Linked DNA regions of Mus musculus: region 1 is linked to region 2. Evidence: chromatin loops called from intact Hi-C (ENCODE). Cell type or tissue: gastrocnemius. All regions are shown on one strand. Links, peaks and the distances in the headings refer to the core of each region. The heading gives the core; the rest is flanking DNA.

Region 1 (12,181 bases), core at 2,661-10,660, 350 kb after region 2:
GAACTTGCTATTTTATTTTTCATTTTGAATTTGGCTGAATTTTCTTATACATTCTATACCAATTTCCTGTAAATTTTATGATTTCTATTTTCTTTGGAACTTAGCATTATTCCATTTTATATATGTACCATATTTTCCTAATCCATTCATCTCTTGACTGATAATTATGTCAGTTCTGTTTCCTTGCTTTAGTGAGTAGATCATCAATATACCCAGGGGTGCATGTATTTCTATGGTACTAGACAGTGTTCTCTAGGTAGACAACAGGACAGCTGGGTCACACTGGTTTCCATAGTGGCTGTATTAATTTTTACATTTACTAGCAGTGAATAAGAGTTCACCTTTATCCTCATCTCCAATAATCTTTGTCAAATTTCTTGATGATAACTATTTTGTTGAAGGGAGAGAGTATTTCAAAGTTGTTTAATTTTGCATTTCCCTGATGATTTGGAGTGATAAACACACTTAAGGACAGTTGGTGGTCATAGCGACTTCTTTTTATGAAAACTGTTAATTTGGTTCATCAGCCTATTTGCTGACTGGCCATTTTATTTTCTTGGTATTTAATTTATACATTTCTTTATAAATTCACCTCCTGTGATGCTTTGAATGCAGTGTTTCTTATTGACTCAGGTATTTGAACTCTTTATCCACAGTTTGGTGGGGCTGTTTGGGAAGGTTTAAGTGGTATAGGCTTGCTAGAGGAAGTCTGTCACTGAAGGCAGGCTTCAGGTGTTTACAGTATCAGCCCATGACCAGTTCTCTCTTGTCAATGTAACTTTTATTCATCTATTGTGATGGATGTCTTGGAGGCTTGCTATATGCTAACCTAGGCCTAGTCCAGGAAGCTTCTAACCTCCATACAATCTTATCTAGGCCTAGAATGTTTTCAGCCTCTGAGACTTAACTGATAAATAAACTCACACTTTCTTGGTCTTTCTGAACTCTTGCTGGTTCAACTCAGTTATCCTGGCTCAAAACTCCTCTACATGCTAACTGATTCAATTGGGCTTCTTTCAACTTCTGAATTGCTTTGCTCTGGATCTCATATTAGCTTTGGCAACATGTTCTAATCTTCTGGCTACTTCTAATTCTCTGGCTCGGTCTGTCTTTCCCTGTGTCTCTAGCTTGTTCTTTCTTCATTCTGTCTCTCAATAACTGCCCCAACAAAACTATCCTCCTCCTCCTCTTCCTCTTCCTTCTCTTCCTCTCCTCTTCTTTTCTCTCCCCTCCCCTCCTCCTCCTCTTTCTCCTTCTCTTCTTACCCTCTCTGGCCTTGCTCTCTTAAGTAGCTTCCCTTTCTTGTCTCTTATCATGAAAGTTGGGCATAACCTATGCCTGACTCATTCTATGAAATCTTTCTCAGATTCATCACTTTTTCTGCCAGTCAATTAGACAATAATTTCAAACATGGGTACAGACTAATTTTACCTTCCTTGTTTGGTTAAAGGTGTGTACTAAGGGCCTATTTGTATTCTAGCCCAGAGGAATTAAAGGTGTGTGCTAAGGTTGACATACACCACAACTAGAAACACGTTTTTTTTTCAGTAAAATAACACAATTTTGGGGTTCACAGTGTGACCAAATATCCTGTTACTCTCTCTAAGTCTCTCTGTCTCTGTTTCTCTCTGTCTCTCTGCTTTGTGTTTGAGACTGAGGATGTCAACTTCAGGCTTTTTCCTCCTGTCACCATATCTGCTGCTTGCCGTCATGCCTGCCCACCATGATGGAATTTTATCCTTCTAGAATTATAAGGCAAAATAAACCCTTTCTTCATTAAATTGCCTTGACCATGATATTTTATGGAATTAACCAAAAAGAGTAACTAATATAGCTCTTTTTCTAAAATATAGCAAACATATTGTTATACCTATTAAAATTCTGTTGTCATATCTCACAGAACTAGAACTAATACTCAATTACCAAAGACCACAGATAGCCAAAGTTAGTCTAAGAAGTAAGATTACAGATGGCATCATCACAACACCCAGTCTCAAATTAGACTACAGAGCTTTAGTGATAAAGACAGCGTAGTACTGGCATAAAAAGCAGATGGGTAGACAAATGCAACAGGATAAAGAACTCCCAAATAAACTAGCAAATCTGTGCCTGCCTAATTATTAACAAAGGAGGCAAACACAGTGAAAAGATAGTCTAGTTAACAAGTGGTTCTGGCCGACTGGATTTGTACTAGCAGAAACTGAATTCATTTATGTTACTTTGTATAAGAACTTATTCTAAGTGGATCAATGTTGATTTAGAACCCAAAATGCTAGAAATTCTAGATGAAAACAGGGGATACTTAAAACACTGGGGCAGACAAGAACATTCTGAACAGCAGATCAACAGCTTGGAAATTACTCTCAAGTATCAACAGATGGGATTAAGTTGTTGGGGTTTTTTTTTTGTTTTTGTTTTTTTTGTTTTTTGTTTGTTTGTTTGTTTTTTTGTACAGCAATGAAAACCCTTAATCAAGGTAAAATCTTTACTAGCCATACCTCTTTTTTTTTTTTTTTTTTCTAATTTGTATTTTAAGGAAGACTCTCACTGAACCTACACCACACCAATTTGTCTAGGCTGCTTAGTCTGCAAAGCCCCAGGGATCCCTGGCCTCTCCTCCCCACACTAGGATTACAGAGATGCCCCACTGCACCTGGCTTTTTCATATTGATTTTGGGGTTGAGCTCAGGTCTTCAGGCTGGCAAGGCATGAGTTTACTAAGCCATATTCTCATCCCAGCCCCCTTTCACTTTTTTCAACATTATGAAACTAAATCTTACAATTTTTAGGTATCAAATATCCAAGGAATTTATACTTGTGTCTTGAGGGCAATTAGATTGCTAATAGGAACTCCAGGATAAATCCTCTACGATGAGGAGAAATCTCAAAAGATGAATTTGAAGCTGGAAGTAGAAGCTCACATCTGTGATTCTAATACTTTGGAAAATGAGGCAGGAAGACTACCAAGAGTTCCAGGCCAGCCTAAAACAATTAATCGCAAAGAGCTGACTCTGATCATGTGATTAGGTGCTCGATGAGTACTTTCAACTAGTGATGTTAGTCACTCACTTTCGCATTTAGCTCATCTGTTCCCTTGGGCAACTTTTACTTTTCTAATTTAGAAGTAGTCCAAATTTGGTCCTGATGCCATGAATATTAGCAGTGTTGACCTTGTCCCAGCGGAAACAACCTCATCATCACCCTTGCTGCCAAAACCAAACAGAACATTCTGTGATCCTACTTTCAGATAAACAAGACAGATTAAAGATTTTCTTGCTGCTGTGGGTAACTGTGCGTGTCTCTAAAAGAATCCCAACACCTTCCTTGGACATCATGAAGCTCTGACTGATAGCAAAGAGCTATCTGAGAGGCAACGCACATCAAGTCTGTAAGTACAGTTCCAAAGCTGGGAATGTGGCCACACCAGGTTTGTATGTCTTACATGGAGAAGCCACGGAAGAACCCCTCACAATGAAGGAATACATATGACACTCTTTTCCCTTTGACTTCTTTCAGTGACAGGGTTTTATGAAACTCAGGTTCCATTCACTACAGGCTCTGGGCCAGTGTCAAGGCCTACTTCTTTTAGGATGAGCAAAACCTTTCTAAATTTCACTTGATTTTCACTTGTGCACTTTCTAATTTTTCATTCTATTTTTCTTTTGCTCATTCATCGAATATTTCCCAATTCCTGTTCTACGTGACTATGCCTGATACTCTCAGCTAATAATAAACGAGATAAAGGCCTTTTTTTTTTTTTTTTTTAAACAACAAAGCCACTTCCCCAAACAGGTACTTTACAGATGTTCCTATACATAGGCACAGATATACAGAACATCTTGACACAGTGCTTTTTACTGGGAGTTAAGGAAAGAAGTAAGTGTGGAGGTTTGGGTGGGAAGATGCGTTGTATTAAAGAGACCGAAAATAAACTGGAACCACAGTGACTGAAAGGGAAATGGGAGGACTGCAGCGAGGCAGTCAGGAGGTCCACAGGAGCATAGATTTTAAGTTAGCTGCAATAAGAAGCTGTGCAAGAAGCTAAAGGGAAGGACTCCAGATTGGCAGCATATTAAGAGTTTACACCTGGACCTGGAAGAGAAGAGCATGGTAGGGTGGTACAGGAATAGAGAGAAACTTGCAGGAGAATGCTGCAGCCTGCTGAAGCCAGGGAGAAGGTGCAGGAACTGACTGGTTAGGACTTCTGGGTGACCATCAGCTAGATGTTAAGGGGAAGGATACAAGAAAAATCATAGATGATGTTGGACAGAGTACATCTGCTTTCCTTTTATGTGTGAGAGGACCAGCTTATAAGGAAAAAGTTGGTTTGGTTTTGTTTCTCACACTTTTGGTCTACGATAAGTTGGCTTCAGCCCTGAGATAAGACAGTGCATCATTCAACAAGTATGCTTATGGAGAAAAGTGGATCATGTCATGTCCAGGACTCAACCAGAGACAAAGGAAGAGAACAGGGTCCCATAGTCCTTTTCAAATAAGTGACCTTACTTCCTTCTAATAGACCCCACCTCTTAGCAGTTCATCAATCTTCCTGTGGCATGAACATTTGGGAGCATGGGCCCTGCAGGGATGTTCAAAATCCATATTAGCTGAGGGAATATATGTATTCTAATGACTGATGTATACAACCACATGATGCCATGTCCAGGTGACTGAGATATGTGAGGGGCTGCAACATGAAGATCAGCACAGTACCATGTAAATGGGAAGCCCTAGAGACCAGTGTTTAAGAAAGGCAAGTGATTCTGAGATATCCTTGGGAAGTTCTCATCTTCCAGCTTATCACATGGTGTAGACATATGAAGGTCCCCCTTGGAAAGGTTTAGCAAACTACTGTTGCCAAAAGAAATGGACAGAATTTAATCTTCTACCCAGATTCAGAAGAAAGGACAGAAAATATGAGCAAACCTTGTGAGGAGCATGCTCACATCCCTTTATAAACATTCAGGACCAGAGCCCTGCACTCACTTGGAGGTTTGCCACTGGAATTTATCTCAGAAGCAGAGAATTAGTCACAGGATTGCAGGTAACCACAAAAGAGAGGAGGGACACAAACTAATCGCATAATGAGACCTTGAGTGCCAGCACTTGCACAGAGCATCTGTTAATCTTACAAACAATCCCGTGAGAAAGATGTGGCTTCCTTCATCTTTTAGAAAAGCAAACTAGAGCTTAGAGCCACTTGGGAACAAGCTCAAAGAATTATGCACAATATTCAGGGCAGGCTGAGTCTCTATCCTGGAGTACCATAATTACAATCCACAAGTCCCTCTCTCACAGACCAGAGACTTTAACGGTAATATGTACCATCAATTCCATCATCTTGCCTTGGCTGCTGAGCATCTGTCAGTGCAGGGATCACATAAAAATTGGACATTAGACCCAAAGTCCAAATGTCCTTTTCTGGATTTTTCTGTTGCCACCAGAGTGGCAAAGTCTTGTAAGACTCCGGGGAGCCTTAGCTTACCAGGGACACCTGAGTGAACCATGTGGAGTCAGGATCAACGCAAAAAGCAAGAGGAATTTATTGTTCCAGTGCACTGGAGTCGTCCAGACCCAAAGGAGAGGCAGTGACCCCCCAGCACCAGTTTGGGGAATTTTTATATGGTTTCCAGGGCCAGAACAGAGCATCTGCAACTAGGCACAATATGATTGGCTGAACAGTGCACCTTTTAAACTGATTGGTCTTTAGGGAATGAGGTGACAAGGACTTCCCTTGTCTGAAGGTGAGCAATGGTCTGTCCTGAGGAATGTGTCCCCACCCGCAGGTTCCTGCCCTTAGGTCTGAGAAATGCTAATTAGCCTCTCCCTTCCAGAGGGCTGAGGGTTTCATGACCTTCCCAAAGTTCCTACGCTGACCTTTCCACTTCCATCAGTATGGCTTTGCTGGACTGTGTCACAGAGAGAAAGAAAGAAAGAAAGAAAGAAAGAAAGAAAGAAAGAAAGAAAGAAAGAAAGAAAGAAAGAAAGAAAGAAAGAAAGAAAGAAAGAAAGAAAGAAAGCGATTCTGAATCAAATAGATAGTTTGGGAAATGGATCCATTTTCTTTCCTCTGTAGCATTGAGTGAATGAATGTTTCTTGGTGCTCCCTAACAACCTGGCTATGTCTTCTTTCCTAGATGACAAAGTTGTTAAAGAGTGCACAGACTTAGAGTCAGTTCCTCCGTCTTTCCCACACCACTGTGTCAGAGATCCATGTTCCTGCACTGCCCTCTATTTATGACTATCTGAAACACAAAATCAGGAACTCTAGAGGGATCCAAGCACTCTTTAAAAAATTAGGGTGCTATTTTACAATAGACTTATACTGAGTTTTCAACATTCAGTAGGCAGGAGTGTCCATAGTAGTAAATATTGTACTGATATCAAACTACTGCACTTTTGAACTGTATTAGTGATAGCTGAAAAGAGAAAGTTAATACGATTTTGAGATGTTTAAAGGATAGTTTTTGATTGGAGATAGCAATTACAATACTAGAAATGGCTTCCAAAGCTCCTTGGAAAAGAGCATGGAGGGGAATCAGTCCAAGGGCTCACCAGGGTTTGGATACAGCCACAGAATTTGTGTATATTTTCTTGGTGGAACATCGCCATCTTGTGTCTTTTCCAGATATTTCACATAGAAATATGCATCACCATGGTTCTTTTAGTGTTTAATACTTGTTCCCTAGTACAGATTCTAATTTTTGTTTCAAGATTCAAACTAAATAACACAAGTACATGTATATAATTTTATACCTCCCACTTCCTTGTTTGTGTTTGCTAATTATTCAAAATGATGAGTTTATGACTCTTTCATACATGTACGTAGTCTATGTCAATCAATAGGCTATTGTAAACAACTGTATTATAGTATGATGTGCTGGTTAGTTTTATGTTAACTTGACACAAGCTAGAGTCTTTAGAGAGGAAGAAACCTCAATTGAGAAAATGGCTCTGCCTGTAGGAGATTTTCTTAATTAGTCACTGATGGGCAAGGCCCAGATTATCGTGCATGGTGCCATCCTTGGATTGGTGGTCACAGGTTTTATAAGAATGGCTGTGCAAGGCATTGGGAACAGTAAGCAGCACTTTTGCATAGCCTCTGCATTAGCTCCTGCCTCCAGGAGCTCCTACTGTCCTGCTTGAGTTCCTGTCCTAACTTCTTCCACCTATGGGAGGTGGTGTGAAAATGTAAGCCACATAAATCCTTTCCTCCCCAGTTTGCTTTTAGTCATGGGGTTTCATCACAAAAATACTAACTTCACTAAGACATATAATAATCAAAACTACAATGTTATGCATTGCATAATAAGCCAATCATGAGTTATAAAAGTTATATGTTCAAGGGGTTGCAATAGACCATATGGAGTGCAAGAAGACTGAGCACAACCAGCAACATAAAATTTCAAATGCTACACACCTCTGTTCAATTGCCTGATCCTCTGTACATCTCCCCTGTCTCCTCTCACACCTGATCCTGGCCTCTTATTTCCTCCCCACTCCTTTCTCCCTCCCTTAATTCCTCTCTCTCTCTCTACCTCCCTTGATTATTTTTGGTCTTCCTTCTTCTTGAGCTTCATATGGTCTGTGAGTTGTATCATGGGTATTCCAAGCTTTTTGCCTAATATCCACTTATAAGTGAGTACATACCATGTGTGTTTTGTGACTGGGTTACTACACTCTGGATATTTTCTAGTCCCACCCATTTGCCTAAGAATTTCATGAAGTCATTGTTTTTAATAGCTGAGTAGTACTCCATTGTGTAAATGTACCACATTTTCTGTATCCATTCCTCTGATGAGGGACATCTAGGTTGTTTTAAGCTTCTGGCTATTATAAATAAGGCTGCTATGAACATAATGGAGCATGTGCCCTTGTTATATGTTGGAGAATCTTTTGGGCTTATGCCCAAGAGTGATATAAATTGTCTGGGGGAACTGCCAGACTGACTTCCAGAGTGATTGTACCAGCTTGCAATCTTACCAGCAATGGAGGAGTGTTGCTCTTTCTCCACATCCTCACCAGCATCTGCTGTCAACTGAATTTTTGATCTTAGCCATTCTGGCTGGTGTGAGGTGGAATCTCAGGGTTGTTTAGATTTGCACTTCCCTGATGACTAAGGTTGTTGAACATTTCTTTAGCTGCTCCTCAGCTATTCGATATTTCTCAAATGAGAGTTCTTTGTTTAGCTCTGTACCCCATTTTAATAGGGTTATTTGGTTCTCTGGAATGTAACTTCTTGAGTTCTTTGTATATTTTGGATCTTAGCCCTCTACCAGATGTAGGGTTGGTTAAGATGACAGTGTCCTTTGCCTTACAGAAGCTTTGCAAGTTTATGAGATCCCATTTGTCTATAGTTGATCTTAGAGCCTGGGCCATTGGTGTTCTGTTCAGGAAATTGGATGGGGAAATGGGGATAGCCGCTAGAAAGTCCCAGATGCCAGGAAAGCAAGAGGCTCCTAGAAAACAACGAGGATGACATAAGCTGAAATATCCAACTAAGGAGAGAGAGAGAGAGAGAGAGAGAGAGAGAGAGAGAGAGAGAGAGAACCTGTAAGGACCATAACAGAGGTTAGGCATGGCCCCTGGTTGAGGAATGGGGCCACCTACCCATCTCAAAAATATTAACCCAGAATTCCTCTGGTCTAAAGTAAATACAGGGACAAAAAGTGGAGCAGAGACTGAAGGAAAAGTCATCCAGAGACTGCCTCACTTCGGGATCCATACCATATGCAGACACTAAACCCAGATACTGTTAGTGATGCCAAGAATTTCTTGCTGCCAGGAGCCTGATATAGCTGTCTCCTGAGAGGCTCTGCCAGAGCCTGACCAACATAGATGCATGTACTTCAGAATCCTTCGGACTGAGCATGGGGATCCCAATGGAGATGTTAGGGGAAGGATTGATGGAGCTGAAGGGGTTTGCAACCCCATAAGAAGAACAATATCAAACAATCAGAACTCCCAGAGCTCCCAGGGACCAAAACACCAACCATAGAGTACACATGGAAGGACCCAAGGCTCCAGCTGAATATGTAGCAGAGGACTCCCTTAACTGTCATCAATGTGAGGGGAGGCCCTTGGTCCTGTGAAGGCTTGATGCCCCAGTGTAGAGGAATTCTAGGGGGTGAGGTGGGAGTGTGGGTGGGTGGGTGAACATACTTATAGAAGCAGGGTTAGAGGGGATGGGATGGGGGTTTGCAGAGGGGAAACTGGGGAGGGGGATAACACTCAAAATGTGAACTAAAAAAAAAAAAAAGAGAGAGAGACTTTGAATGATTCCTTTACTTTGAAAACTCACCCTTGGGCCTGTTAACAGATACCAGTCTCAGTCCCAGCCTCTGGTAGAATGTTTTCTTTTACTGTCTGTCAACTTTGACTTAGTTCATTTGGGAAGAATTATACAGTCCACACTTTTTGTGTCTACTTAAGTGTTTTTTTTCTTTCAATGTAGTATTTTCTGTCCTGTTTATGCCAATGGTTTCTAGGAGAGCCAGAATGAAAGTGACATGTGTAAAGCCTGGATCCTAGACATTGGAAAATGAAATCCAGTCTTTTGCTATCAGATATGACACCATGCATCTTTAAACTGTTTTTCATTTGTTAGAGTGAGATTCCTTTCACATCTACTTTGATGAAAACATTTGTCACAAGTGTGGGCTACATTTTGTCAGATGCATTTTTGATTTTTGTTCTGAAGTAGTTGGAAATCTTCCCAATCCTCTTTTCTTTTCTCTTCTTTTCTTTTCTTTTCTTTTCTTTTCTTTTCTTTTCTTTTCTTTTCTTTTCCTTTCCTTTCCTTTCCCTTTCTTTCTTTCTTTCTTTCTTTCTTTCTTTCTTTCTTTCTTCCTTTCTTTTTTGTTAAATGAGTTGCATTGATTTTGCCAATAGTAAATCAATTTAGGATTCTAATAATATTCATTTTTGAAAGTGGTCTCTCAAGAAGCCACAGGAGCCATCTTGTTTTCCAGGACTCCACCGAAAGTAGTCTGCACAGGTGAGAGTGTGGACTACAGAAGCTAACAGCTTCTGTGACAGGCCAAAGCAACACAGCTTCTGGGACAGGTTCTGTTTTGGGCCTTCATCTTCAGCCAGGAGGGAGGTCTGAACGAGAGATAACTGTGCACCATCCCTGTAAGAGGAGAGCTTGCCTCCAGAGAGTGCTCCGACCACTGAAACTCAGAGGAGAGAGCTAGTCTCCCAGGTATGCTGATAGAGGCTGACAGAATCACCAGAAGAACAATCTCTAAACAGAGACAACTATAACAACTAACTGCAGAGATTACCAGATGTTGAAAGGTAAGCATAAGAATCTTACTAAGAGAAACCAAGACCACTCACCATCATCAGAACACAGCACTCCCACTTCGCCCAGTCCAGGGCACCCCAACACACCTGAAAAGCTAGACCCAGATTTAAAAGCATATCTCATGATGATGGTAGAGGACATCAAGAAGGACTTTAATAACTCACTTAGAGAAATATAGGAGAACACTGCTAAACAGGTAGAAGACCTTAAAGAGGAAGCACAAAAATCCCTTAAAGAATTGCAGAAAAACACGATCAAACAGGTGATGGAATTGAATAAAACCATCCAAGACCTAAGAAGGGAAGTAGAAACAAAACAGAAAACCCAGAGTGAGGCAACCCTGGAGACAGAAACCCTAGGAAAGAAATCTGGAACCATAGATGCAAGCATCAGCAACAGAATACAAGAGATGGAAGAGAGAATCTCAGGTGCAGAAGATTCCATACAGAAGATCGGCACAACAATCAAAGAAAATGCAAAATTCAAAACGATACTAACTCAAAACATCCAGGAAATCCAGGACACAATGAGAAGACCAAACCTACAGACAATAGGAGTAGATGAGAATGAAGATTTTCAACTCAAAGGGCCAGCAAATATTTCAACAAAATTATAGAAGAAAACTTCCCAAACCAAAAGAAAGACATGCCCATGAACATACAAGAAACCTACAGAACTCCAAATAGACTGGACCAGAAAAGAAATTCCTCCTGACACATAATAATCAGGACAACAAATGCACTAAATAAAAAGAGAATATTAAAAGCAGTAAGGGAAAAAGGTCAAGTAACATATAAAGGCAGGCCTATCAGAATTACACCAGACTTTTCACCAGAGACTATGAAAGCCAGAAGATCCTGGGCAGATGTTGTACAGACACTAAGAGAACACAAATGCCAGCCCAAGCTACTATACCCAGCTAAACTCTCAATTACCATAGATGGAGAAACCAAAGTATTCCACGACAAAAACAAATTCACACATTATCTTTCCACAAATCCAGCCCTTCAAAGAATAATAACAGAAAAAAACCAATACAAGGACAGAAACCATGCCCTAGAAAAAGCAAGAAAGTAATCCTTCAACAAACCAAAAAGAAGACAGCCACAAGAACAGAATGCCAACTCTAACAACAAAAATAATAGGAAGCAACAATTACTTTTCCTTAATATCTGGTAATATCAATGGACTCAATTCCCCAATAAAAAGACATAGACTAACAGACTGGCTACACAAACAGGACCCAACATTTTGCTGCTTAGAGGAAACCCATCTCAGGGAAAAAGACAGACACTACCTCAGAGTGAAAGGCTGGAAAACAATTTTCTGAGCAAATGGTCCCAAGAAACAAGCTGGAGTAGCCATTCTAATATCTAATAAAATCGACTTCCAACCCAAAGTTATCAAAAAAGACAAGGAGGAACACTTCATACTCATCGAAGGTAAAATCCTACAAGAGGAACTCTCAATTCTGAATATCTATGCTCCAAATACAAGGGCAGCCACATTCATTAAAGAAACTTTAGTAAAGCTCAAAGCACACATTGCACCTCACACAATAATAGTGAGAGACTTCAACACACCACTTTCACCAATGGACAGATCATGGAAACAGAAACTAAACAGGGACACAGTGAAACTAACAGAAGTTATGAAACAAATGGATCTAACAGATATCTACAGAACATTTTATCCTAAAACAAAAGGATATACCTTCTTCTCAGCACCTCATGGTACCTTCTCCAAAACTGACCACATAATTGGTCACAAAACAAGCCTCACCATATACAAAAATATTGAAATTCTCCCATGCATCCTATCAGATCACCATGGACAAAGGCTGATCTTCAATAACAAAATAAATAATGGAAA
Region 2 (12,181 bases), core at 2,107-10,106:
GTATGTTCATTCCATATTCTTAAGTCTTTAACAGACCACATTATTTATTTATTTTTTGTAGAGGGTATGCATTCCCATGCCCCCCCCCACTCCTGTGTGTGTGTGTGTGTGTGTGTGTGTGTGTGTGTGTGTGTGTGTGTCTCAGAATCCTATTTGTTGGAGTCAGTTCTCTCCTTCCTCCATGTGAGTCCTGGGAATAGAACTCAGGATGCCAGGCTTGGTAACAATGTTCTCTCAGCTCAGCCATCTCACTTGCCCTTGATAAATTGTTAACACTATCAATATTGTTCAAAAGCCTCAAGTCTTATTTTTCTCTCAAGACTCAAAGACATCTTTTAACTATTGGCTTCTGTGCAATCAAAAAGTAATCACAAACTTCCAACATGCAATGGCACATAGTAGATGTTCCCATGTCAACAAGTAGAATCAGGGCACAGCAAAGAAAGACGAAGACTAAAGTAAAACAAACTCAGCAGAACTACCCAAGAATTACCCATGTCTTCATAATTCTGTGCTGCCAGGTCTGCCCCTTGCAGTGTGGAAAAGCTACTCCTTTAGCCTGCTCTGTGCCACGCCTGCGGTCTTCCTTAGCAGGCATTCCACCGTGCTGACATCTCTAAAATCCTAGAGTGCCCATTGCCACTCAAGCTTCATCTTTACAGTCTCACGTAGCCTCCATTCACAACTCCAAGCCTGCCAAACACCACCTGGCTTGCCTGGCCTTCTGTAATCTTGGCACAGGCTTCCATGCCCCCTTCAATCCTGTATCTTTCACGTGTATAAAACCAGCACCCCATGGATGAGGCTGCCCATTGGAGTGGCCAGCTAAAGATGTAGCCTGGCCTCTAGAAGCAGGAAATATCTTCAGCAGAATTCTCAGTTTTGGCTCTCTTCTTTCAAATGAATGTACATTTGCATAAGATGTACCTTTTGGGAGATGGGGTCTTGCCTTCAGAGCACCTTTTTCCTATTGTCTCAGTGTGATTATACAAGGTTTCTCTTTAATAGTGCTAATATCTTTACAGTTACAATTGCTTCCTCAGCACCTGGCTTACATGCACCTTTAAATTTTCTCCTTTGCCCATCAAACTGCATATTTTCCTATCTCTCTGTCCACTTTCCTCTCCAGGACTCTGTAGTCCTGGATAAGAACCACGAGCAGGAGACTGAATGCTATTCTTTCTGTTTTGAGATATCCTCCACCAATCAAATTGGGTCATTGCTTTCTAGTGACTTATGTTCTCAGGACATGGGCAGATACAGCCAGATTCATTATCATCATGTACCACAAATGGCCTTTAGCTCACTTTCGAACAGTGTCCTGATTCTCCTCTGAGACCTAACGGATCTGGTTTTTACTGTTCATATTTCTCTCAGCATTATGATCTTCCAAACTCCCACCAGGATGGCTTAGAAAATTCTGGGGCTTTCTCAGACAAAGTTCCGAACTTCTCTACATTCCTCCCACAAGCTAGCCCCAAAGGGCTAAGAGCCACATCCTCAAATTCGTCAAAGCCAAGGCTCCTCTGTTTGGCATCCATTTTCTTTACTGCTTTTCTCGTTATTGCAACCAAATACTGGACATGAGCAACTTAAGGAGGGACGGGTTCATTTTGATTTACAGTTAAGGAAGGGGTTCAATCAATCATGACAGGAAAAGCATGCCAACAGAAGTACGAAGAAACAGATGATCTCATTGCAATTATAGGAAGCAGAGAATACACACTAAGTGGAGTCCTCGAGCCTGCCTTCCTCCAGGAAAGATCCACCTTCCAAGGGTCTTACAACCATTCCAAACAGCACAGTTAGCTAGGGACTCAGTGTCCAGACCCATGAGCCTATGAAGGACATTTCACGTTGAAACCCCACAAGGCAAATTCACCCTATGAGATGAGAACATTCTGGAAACAATTCTGATGCTAGCGTTACAATTAGGAATATGCAGATTTTAATTCAATGAAGGAATGAGCAAAAGCAATTAGAATGTTTGGTGAAAACCTCTTCAGTATGTCTTCCAAAACTAAGTTACCTCCGGGAACTATCTGTGCAGGTGAGAGGGGACCAGCTACTTACTGCAGTCTTTCTCAGCTCTGTTGTTCATGATTTTGGTTTTCTGATTGGGTGTCCCGAAGAGTTTTTTCCAGTTTATTGTGTTTGCGTAGCACAAATTTCGGTTTCCAGAAATGATCACATCCCCATCACTGATCTCCTTGAGGGAACGCAGCCCCAGTGATGTGATGTTCAGGCCAACGACCGCCAAAGAAAACTGACCACTAAATGGGAGAGAAGAAAATTGCACTGTTGTGTGATAGCGAAAGCAATGGGCCATCCTCAAATTCAGTTTTTCTGGGCCACTTATGTTTCCTGAATCCTGTGTTCCAGTTATTACTAATCATTCTGCGAAAAGTATGAATCACAACGTTTTAAAAAATGCAAGGGTTTTTTTATAGATTTCTTCAAAGAAAAGACAGTTTCTCATTTGCTTTTTATCTTTAAACTTGGATAAACAGGAGGAGTTAATCAGAGGATTCATGTCATTTCATTTGCTATATTTATAGTTTTCCTAGAAATCAAGAACATGCTTTCTAGCATCTGGCAACATCAAAATGTACTTAAGGTAAATATGAATATCTGTCCATCTGCCTACCACTCAGCTGCCCAGTCATGTTTATTGAGTGAATATCTGTGGTTCCATTTGCAAATACCACACAGGTTAAATATTTGTCTCTTTTACTTAGGGACTCTGTCTAAAGGTGATATAATCACACCGGCAGAGGTTTTTTTTGAGTCCATAGAAATAAATGCAGCGTTAGTGAGGACTGGGTCAGCCATGGGTGAACACTGAAGGAGAGCCATGGAGGAAGAGCATGGAAGGGTGATGTTCAAGTCATGATACCTCATATTTGATTAAATAAGATTCTGCAGATATGTGTCTGGATGAAACTTAGTCAGATAAGAGAGAATGGAGTCCCAAATCACAGGACTCTGCAGGATGTGTGCACTTGGCGAGGGCAGGGAGACAGACTCAGGATCATGGTTGAGGTCAGAGCTCAAATGTATGCCCCTGCTAGGCACAATTTGTCACATGTGACTGATGGAAATGCACATAGAAGCGGTGTGCATTTGTAGGCATCTTCTTGACACTAGCCTCAGGAATGAGCCAGCTGAGCCAGGACAAAAGAAGAGAATGGAAGCTATGGGGTTAAATATCAAAGTTTAAAGTAGTATTTGGCAGACCCTCTTCCTAGTCATGCTTATTCTCATTTCCCCCTTCATGAATTATCTTTCCCCACAGCCTGTTTTCAGGGAAGTGAGGGGTCTGGGTAGGAGATCCACAACCATCACTTACTGGGAATTCTCCCCCAGCGTATGTCCAGAAAAGCCAAGGAGTCAGGGTCTGGCTGGGGTCTTTCCTGCAGGTCAAGTCCCAGCTTTCTGTGAGTCATGTCAGGAACTAGTGGTTATCCCATAGCTTAAATGCTTAAAATTAAGGCTAAGTCTCTTGTGCAGTCGCTTGAAACACGGTGCTAACCTCAGAACGAGAGCATTCCTGAGAATTTAAGAGGAAAGGCAGGAAGCAAAAGCAGTGGCATGCTTAGTATCAGAAGTGCCTATTTAAAGGAGTTTATGGGCAGCAATGTATATTCTGTGTGTATGTGCTTTGACTTGTTAAATATTCCACAATATTAGTGGGATTAGTGATGTTAGTGGTGGTAAATGTCAGAAAAAGCTATCATAATTAGAAAGTTTCCAAGACAGATTTGAGCTACAGATTTCCAGATTTCTTTTCCTCACCACAAATCTTAGGATTTCTCTTACTCTAGGAAAGCTCTTCACCTGTCTCCCATCTTCTCTGTCTCCCTGGTGTGACAAGTTATGTGTCTTCAACTGCCTCATTATCAAATATTAACCAAACACAAACAAGGAGATGCCCTATAAAACACCCAGTCATATTTTCCCAGAGTGTCAAGACAACAAAAATCAGCAAAGATATAGGAGCTGGGAAAGTTTGAAGGGAACTAGGAAGACATCAGACATTAATGCAGTGTGGGATCCTGGAGAGGACAGAAAAGAATGGATGCATTCGTGGAAAATCTGGTAAACTCAGAATGAAGTACATGGTCCAGGGAAGAACATGGCACCTTGTCAAATTATTTATCTTAACTTTCATATCTACTCACATAAGTTGCTCACATTAGGGGAAGCCGAGTAGAAGATCGGTCTTTGTCCTATTTCTGTTTCTTTTGACAATCTTGGGGAAAAAATTCTACTAGGCTTTTGTTATGGCCAACTTACTGTTGCTTTGTTCTGCCACGTATTATTTCTAGGTTCTCGAAAGCATGGAGGTCAGTCCAGTTATCAGGCCAAGCCTGAATCAGCAAAAAGCCTAGAGGGAAGAAGAAAGGCTTAGACTCACACTGTTAGAAATTTCCTTGTTGTAGGAAGCGTGTTCTAGGACTCAGATAAGGCTGCTGTATGGACCGTGGCAGTGGATTCTTCCTGTTCCTATCACCAAGGATGATAGTGCATGTCCTCACACAGGTCCAGGTGATATATATATCATACATACATACATACACACACACACACACACACACACATATATATATTTCATATATATATATATATATTTCATATATATATATATATATATATATATATATATATATATATATATATATATGAAAGAATCCTGTCCTTTCTATGCAACCTAGAGTCCCTGGCTGCCCTTCCCTCAATGCGTAGGCCAACTCCCACCTGAGCAGGTGACAAGTGCTCTGGCTCTGACATCCATAAGGAATATCAGATTATACACCTGGATCCTTTTCTGACTCTTCTCCAGTCTCTTGTTACCATGGTCTCCTTTTAAATATTTTTTTCCATTTAACTCTGATCCTCATATTAATCCTGTTTTTCAGATCAAATTATCTCCCCTTCATAGATGACGAAAATGGCATGCTGGTGGCAGTCATAGACCCAAGACTCCCTGGTGGACAATCTTTTGAAATCTAGTTTGTGAAACTCGAGAGCCTGCACTGCCTGTTAGCGTCAACCTTGTATCTTTTCCTCCATCTTCTCTCTGGGGGTTTTGGGGTCTGTAAGGACGATGGACAGTCTAAGCAGGAAAGAACCGCTCCATGTGTCCACATCAAGTCCAGCATGATTGCAGCAGCCGTGGCTTAAAGTGCTTTCAATTTGCATCAAGGGAAACTGGTTTTTAAAAATGTCTCGAAGAATTACTCATAATGGATAAGCTGCAGACACCACATTCTCATGTCAGGGAAGAAAGGGAAATGTCTGGGAGTCGCTATAAAATTTAATTTCCCATATATGCTCCTGCACACCCGAGTACAAACCTGTTATTTCCTTTACGGTTTTTAGAATTTCTAGTTCTCGTGGGTCTAGAGGAGGAGTGCGCGTGAAAGAATCCCTGAAACAGACAGCAACGTGATTATTGGACACTCTCCGTGGCTTAAAGCAGATTCTACAGTTCTTCATCCAGATGGCTCAGCTGTTACTCACCCCTTAAAGGCCACTGGCAGGATGTGAAGGTCCCCGCTGATGGCAGTGCAGTATTTGAAGTGTTTGATGTTTGTAGCATTTATGGAGAGTGTGTCTTTAAATTCACCAATGCCTATGCCATTACAAACTGTTAAGAGAGATGTGAATTAAGAATGTGAATTAAGAAGGCTGGGTCTGCACAAGCGGAAGCAAGAACCCTGCTACCGTGCACTATTGATTCATCCCAACAACCCTGAGGGGACCCTCCAGGTGCCAGGACTCCTGTGACAGGCTTCGCTGTTCCCTTCAGTCACTGGAGTGGCACTTGGGCTGTCCTTGTCACAGACCTCTGTCAGATTTGAATGTTCTGGCTGTACTGAATCTAGTCACTCACAAAGACATTGGCTCCGCCTCTCTCTGGCTACAACAGTTCACCCACCTGGGCTGCAGGTGGCGCCTCTGTACCTGGTTCAAGAGAACTCCCCCACCTCCACCATGCAATTTGGCTTTGCAAGTTTACCTTCTACTTTCCAGACAAAATAAATATATTTTTTTAAAAAAAGATTAAAAGGTGGGTTTATTTGGAGGTGGCCATAAGAGTTCGGCACAAAGATCAAGAAAAAAACCCTACTGCTTACCTTTGCGACAGGGCCCATCACATTTTTTACACTTGCGGATGCCATCTTCTTCCACTTCGTAGTAGTCAGGCCCACAGGCTCGGACACATGAGCCATGATCTGTCACCACGTAGTTTCCTGAGGAAGAGGCAATGAAAAGAAGGTGTTGAAGGCTACAGCAGGTGCTCCTAACCTTCCACAAACATCCTCATGTCCTGCTGTGTATGGGCTGCTAAAAAGGTCCCTCTTAGTTTGGTTGACTTCTCTTTGAGGAGAAAGACTGACAGATTTCAAGTAGAAGAGGAACCAAGCTCTAGTCTAATGGCTTTTCTGACAGTAATGTGGACAAACACAGATACTTGATCTCAGGTGCAAAACAGCTATGAGAGGAAACACCACCATGCGTGTTCACTGGCTGAAAGCCCCTTGCTGAATATGAATTTCCTCTGACAGGTCTATGCTTAGAATATACAAGGAAACCTAAGATATGTAGTACACACACACTAATGCTTATCAGACAGACCATGTCCCATTGAGGTAACTACAGTTTCTTCTGTTTGATACCAGCTTTGCCCTTCCCCACCCATCCACCATGCAGTTCTTGGTGGGACAACGAGGGGACCAGTTTGTTCTGCTTCCTAGACAGGCGCCCCAATCTTTCTCTCCACTCCCTTCACCTTTATGTAGTCTAACCTAATTAATATTTATGATTACAGTATTACTAGAAACTCTATGCTCCTATTTTGAGTTTCTGAAATACATGCTCAAAATGTGGGCATTGGTACTATATCTGTGAGTCATATGCTCTTGTCATCATAGGTTTTGTTTCCTGCAGAGTTTAAAGATCTGTTACTAAGCCTTCACACAAAGATTCTATCTATGGCATGACTGTCATGAGTTTTTCTTCATCTTAGTTTTCCATTTACCTTATTCTCTAGCTCTCCCTCTTCCTCCCCCTCTCCCTCCCCCTCTCCCTCCCCCTCTCTCTCCCTCTCCCTCTTCCTCCCCTCCCCTCTCTGTGTGTGTTTTCTAATGGGACTTCAATCACCTAAATCTAGGTAGGCAAAATCTCACCCTTATAGTTTCCACTTTACATTTTTTTTTGTCTTAATTTACTTTCTAGAAGTCAAGATTGGTTTTAAGGCTCTTTATGAGTTGTTTCACTTTCTCTGTTTGGGACCGATCTATGTTGCCATTTTCCTATAGGTACCATAGAGTACCATCATACATGAATAAAACTTGAACCCAAATGAGTAAATCAAAGCAAACCCAAAACCAAAATACTCCAAGAGCCCAGCCATAGCCCTAAATTCTTCTCCTCAAGGGGGTGGGTCTGCTGCCTTTTCTAATTTAGGTCTGTTTAATGCAGAGTCAAACAATGCAGAGTCAAACAAAGGTTGTCCCAGAGGGTCACGACCTTGTGTTAGTCAGCTCCAAGACACTCCAGGTTACTGAAGCTTCCTCTCTGACTTGGGGTGAAGCGATAGGTGGTTTGTACTATACAGTCTGGCTGCCAGCAACACTGGATCAGTGCAGGTCAAGCCACCCTTTAAAGGAAGGCATCCTGACTGCTGCAGGCTGCCTCTGCCTCCATTGCTCAGCACTGAGTGGGGTTCTCATCCTTGCACCTGTCCAGGCAGACACTAGCCTACAGGACAACAAGGCAAGCACAGTGGCTGCCTCCAAACTGCCCAGGACTCTAGCATAAGACAGAAGAGGAAATGAGGACTGTTGGGTGAAAGGGCAAACTCACGGGGGCACTTCTTCACACAGGTGGCACCAAAGCTGTACTTCCCTTCAGGGTTGACATCCATCTGATAGGTGGTGGGGTTGTACAGCATGAGTGGTGGGCAGGTGTCTTTGCATGTGGCCTCATCTTGGAACTTTTGGCAGACCTGTCATAGGAGGGACAACATGTCTGGTCAAGGATGTGGCATCCAAATGAAAGGAACCCAGTGCCAGGCAGCCTGCAGGTCAGTGGGACAGTGACAGTTTTCGGTGTTTTACATGCTCAATTAGAGAGGAAAAATGTCTAGTAAGCCTTTCCAGGATAGTCAGAAACACCTTCCTCTTATGAGTACTAAGTATACATTTTTAAGTATACTGACTGTCTCAATTGATACAGCCTAGGGTTTGTGGTTAAAAAAAAGGTAATAATGAAATCTACACATGATATTGGAAAGTATGCTGTAACTATTTTTAAACTCAGTTTTTACTGGGTTTCTTTCATAAAGAACACTATAAGAATATATTTTATAATTTATGGACAAACTGCAGAAATCTTAGCAAGAAGATTCCATGTAGAGAGCTGTTGGATCTTTCTAAGAACTCCATTTGTAGTTTTATCCCCGGGCTGCCCATTTGAATCAGACCAGACTACCCAGGTGAAAAAAAAAAAAGATGCCTGGAGCTAGGTTTAGTTTATAGAATTTAAGAATCTTCTGTTCCAGAATGATAGAATACTCTAGACTCTACCTTTAGGTGGACTTCCTTTTCTGGAGCCTAATGGAGTTTGCTTGGGTTGGCAAGGACCCCAGGAATCACATTCACTAACCCCTGACAGCTGCAAAGTTAACACTAGAGCTTTCACCAGAGGTAGAGGGTCTGAGGGGAGACACTGTGGGATGGGGTAGGATTAGGAGGGGAGCAGCCCAAGAGGCATGAAAATATGGTGTGCACATGCCATACTGCCCAAAGGTCTGGGTAACTGGGATGGTTCTCAGGGGGTCTTACAGAAGAAGAGCTCCCTTCATTTCTCATAATGTTGCTACTGTTGTCCATGACAACACTTAATTAAAATGTGCACCACATGAAGGCTGCTGTCACAGTCAGATGTCGAGCACGTGCACAGCTCTGCAGCACAACTCCCCAGTAGCCAGAGTCTTACCAGACAGTCACTCTCTCGGGGCCCTGTACACCCCGCAGCACATTGGTTGTGGCAGCAGTCACTGGGGGACCTGCCACGACAGCGATGGGAACATTGCTGGGCACAGATGATTTTGGTCACTGAAAAAGAAAGATTACCAGTGAGCTGTGTTTAAGTGGCAGCTCATCTTCTAGAGACACCAAGGAATGCTTGCACCCAGTAGAAAGAAATAAAGGAGGAACCATGGGTTTTGTGACAGGGAGCAGCTTCTAGGCTTTCACAGTCAGCCAAACAATATAATCACAACTTTCCCCTTGGTACATTTTTATCATTTATCTCAAATCACTTGGGAGAAATAATCGAAACAAGTCTGATCAGATCTTTTGAATAAGTAGATATTATCTAGGGAATTTCTGGCAATACAGAAGGCACATAGCAAGAAGAGCTCCTGGCAGGAGGCAGTGTTTAAAGGAACGAGATAGTTAGGTCACAAAGGCAATGAACTACAGTCAATTTTGAAGCTGACACACGCCCAGGTTCTTTGAGTGAAGCAGTAACCATGCTGAAGTAAATTAAACTTTGTTTTTTAAGTTAGTAGGATTCACACATGAACTCTGTGGAGCAACACCGTCAAACTTCTATATTAGTTGGCTCTGGAAAACGGGGAGGATTGGATCAGGGGACAAGGCATCCTGTGTGTCACCATGGACACTTGGGTGGTTGGCTTTCTTGCATTTAATGACAGGTTAAATTATCCCACGTAGTAAGCCTTAGATAGTTGTGCACTGTGATGTTTCCAAGACTGATGCTCATGAAGTGGTTAACTCTGAGTCTTTTGCCAAGCTCCTGTACTTGTTCAGTCACAAAGCGGAGGAGTGGAGGACCACATACTGTGTGGACTCCCTCACCAGGGCATGTTTCTCAGGCCCTGATGCTGCACTGACTTACATTTCTGGCAGTTCTCCTCTCCTCCTCCCCAGCAGCTTCCATTGGGACAGCTTGGATCACATTTGGGGCCTGAAATAAAAATCAAGTAGTTAAATGTGCATTTCAATAAAAGTAACAAATAACACGCAACTGACAACTCTCTCAAGGTCCTAAAGAATGTCCTAGAAATGAGGAACAGCTTGGAAACTTTGTATTCATAGTTGGGTTGGATGCTTTGTAAGCTAAATTAAAGGACTCCTGCACAAAAGAAAAAATGGTGAGCCTTGGGCTGCTTTTGCTTGTACTTCAGCTGTGGAAGCTGAGACAGAGGTTACTTACTGACTTGTCACAGCCACACAAATGACAAAGCTAATGAATTTAGGGTTTCGGAGGTGCCACCTGATTAGGCTTCTCTCTAACCAGATCCGCTCAATGTACACTTATGCACCTTGCTACATTCAGTCTTGACTGACTGTGTGGGGCAATCATCACTAGATATTTAGGATGTTATGTTGAGTCTGGTAAATGAACACTCCTTTCCTCCAAGCCATGAAGTGGTGCAGAACATGACACAGGAAGCGAACATTCTAATTCTGTGAGTCACTTGGCTAATCACCTAAAACCTTAGTTAATAGCTGGCATACTACTGTCTGGAAATCTTTGTAATTGCTAAATATTTGTATTTTTATAGTTGGTCAATATCAAGTTGCAGCTGCAAAGGGTTTCTATTCAGCCATTAATCATCCTGAGAACTGACGATCAACATGTTGACCAGCACAGATGTTGAGAATTTCTTTCTGGGAAGCACATTTACTTTTCTCGCCTTCACTTTTTTGTGGTGCTGCTTACTTACCACCTCCATTAGGCTTGTAGAGACCACTCTGCTTAGTTCTGTAGCCCTCTTCGGGCAATCTTATCTCACAGAACAATTTTATTTCACATGGAAGCTTATTTGACGGTGTCAGAACTCTCTTTGCAACTTGATACTTGATACTATAAATATTTATCCTCATGTTTCCTTCTAGAACTACACCTATATTTTGTATAAATATAACATATTTATTTATATATACTTACATATACTTAATACATATTTGGAACTTATATTGATGCATGGAGTAGCTGATGATTTTATGTTTTTTTTCTTTCTCATAAATTCACTCTTATAACCTCAATTTGTAAACTTTATCAATGATAAAATATGTTGGCCACAGTGGGCTGCTCTTCTGAATCTCAGATGCCTCACATGTATAGCATTTAAAGCCACCTCATAATACTGATTTTGTTGTTAAAGATGAAGTGCAAACTTCTCAAAAGGAACGCGCATCTGCAGCTATTCAATGAGGAGAGTAGAAGGAAGAGATCCAGGGGATAGAGATTCCCTATCTTCTAATATATATAACTCTCATTTTCTAGTTGTTTTTAAAAATCTGTTATAGCTCTAATACTTGGGCTATTTGTCCCTTAATCATTGGCACTGCAGAACAATTTACTGAATCAACTCTTACTTGAAATGTCACTTATTTATGCAATTTTGGTTCACTTAGGCTTATTCTCATGATGAGTGCTATAGTTTGAATACGTAACGACTCCTAGAGGTTCACGCTTTATGGCACAGAGAGGTGATGGGGACTTTAAGAGATAGGACTAATGACTACCTGGCAAGATGTGTGCGAACGTTATGAGGAGAAACTAACCATTCTTTAGCTTGACTTAAGACCTACTCCACAGATGGACACTGTGCCTGGTACTGCAAATTTGGCCAGGATCCCATGGCTCAAGAGCTCCTGAGCTCTCGGGAAGAACTGACTACTATTATTTTGCTACACAGACACATCATCAAGCTGCCCTCCAAATACTTATCTCTACAGTCATTAGTGCTCAGTCCTCATCAGAGAGGCTTCTTTGTGTGTTAGATAACGATTACTACAGAGACTCTCAAGTGCCAAAGTGCAGAGAGTAAGTGCCTATGGAATAGTCAGCCATAAATAGAATATCTGCCACACAGCCCACACTCCTAAGGCTCTAAGAACATCACAGAAAAGAGGGTGGGAAGATGATAAGAACCAGAGCCCAGGGAAGACTGCTGCGAGACAACATCTGGACACAGCACATCTGTTCTTCTCAGGAACTCTCAGCAGCTGTGGCTGCCTGCCTAAGCCCTGCATATGACCAAGCCTGTCAACATTCCAGCATGGGTGGGGGAAGGGATCATGAGAACTCATCCCTGACTGCTGGAAGAGGGTGTGGCCCCTGGTTGGTTAAGGAT

What was found. A loop is a pair of places that touch in the nucleus more often than their neighbours do. Peaks named below come from ENCODE experiments on the same cell type or tissue, not always from the same donor. Only the 100,000 strongest peaks of a DNase experiment are listed, where the experiment ranks them.
Region 1: it touches region 2 in a loop (8-fold over the local background); 23 of 42 quality-filtered maps call a loop at or near these places.

Annotation. Positions count from the first base shown.
Region 1 is chr11:16,519,522-16,531,702 of GRCm38, reverse strand. No RefSeq gene overlaps it. Among named protein-coding and RNA genes, the nearest start is that of Sec61g, 17 kb to the right of the region's middle. In gastrocnemius, for the core only: a CTCF peak has its summit at 6,640 (motif pointing left); a DNase peak (open chromatin) is centred at 6,548; H3K27ac peaks cover 3,677 bases.
Region 2 is chr11:16,865,052-16,877,232 of GRCm38, reverse strand. It overlaps Egfr (epidermal growth factor receptor), which reads right to left. Exons shown (of 28, transcript NM_207655.2): 5 at 9,934-10,002; 6 at 9,007-9,125; 7 at 7,873-8,014; 8 at 6,141-6,257; 9 at 5,524-5,650; 10 at 5,358-5,431; 11 at 4,297-4,387; 12 at 2,074-2,273. Among named protein-coding and RNA genes, the nearest start is that of Egfros, 40 kb to the right of the region's middle. In gastrocnemius, for the core only: a CTCF peak has its summit at 5,944 (motif pointing right); a DNase peak (open chromatin) is centred at 5,933; H3K27ac peaks cover 934 bases.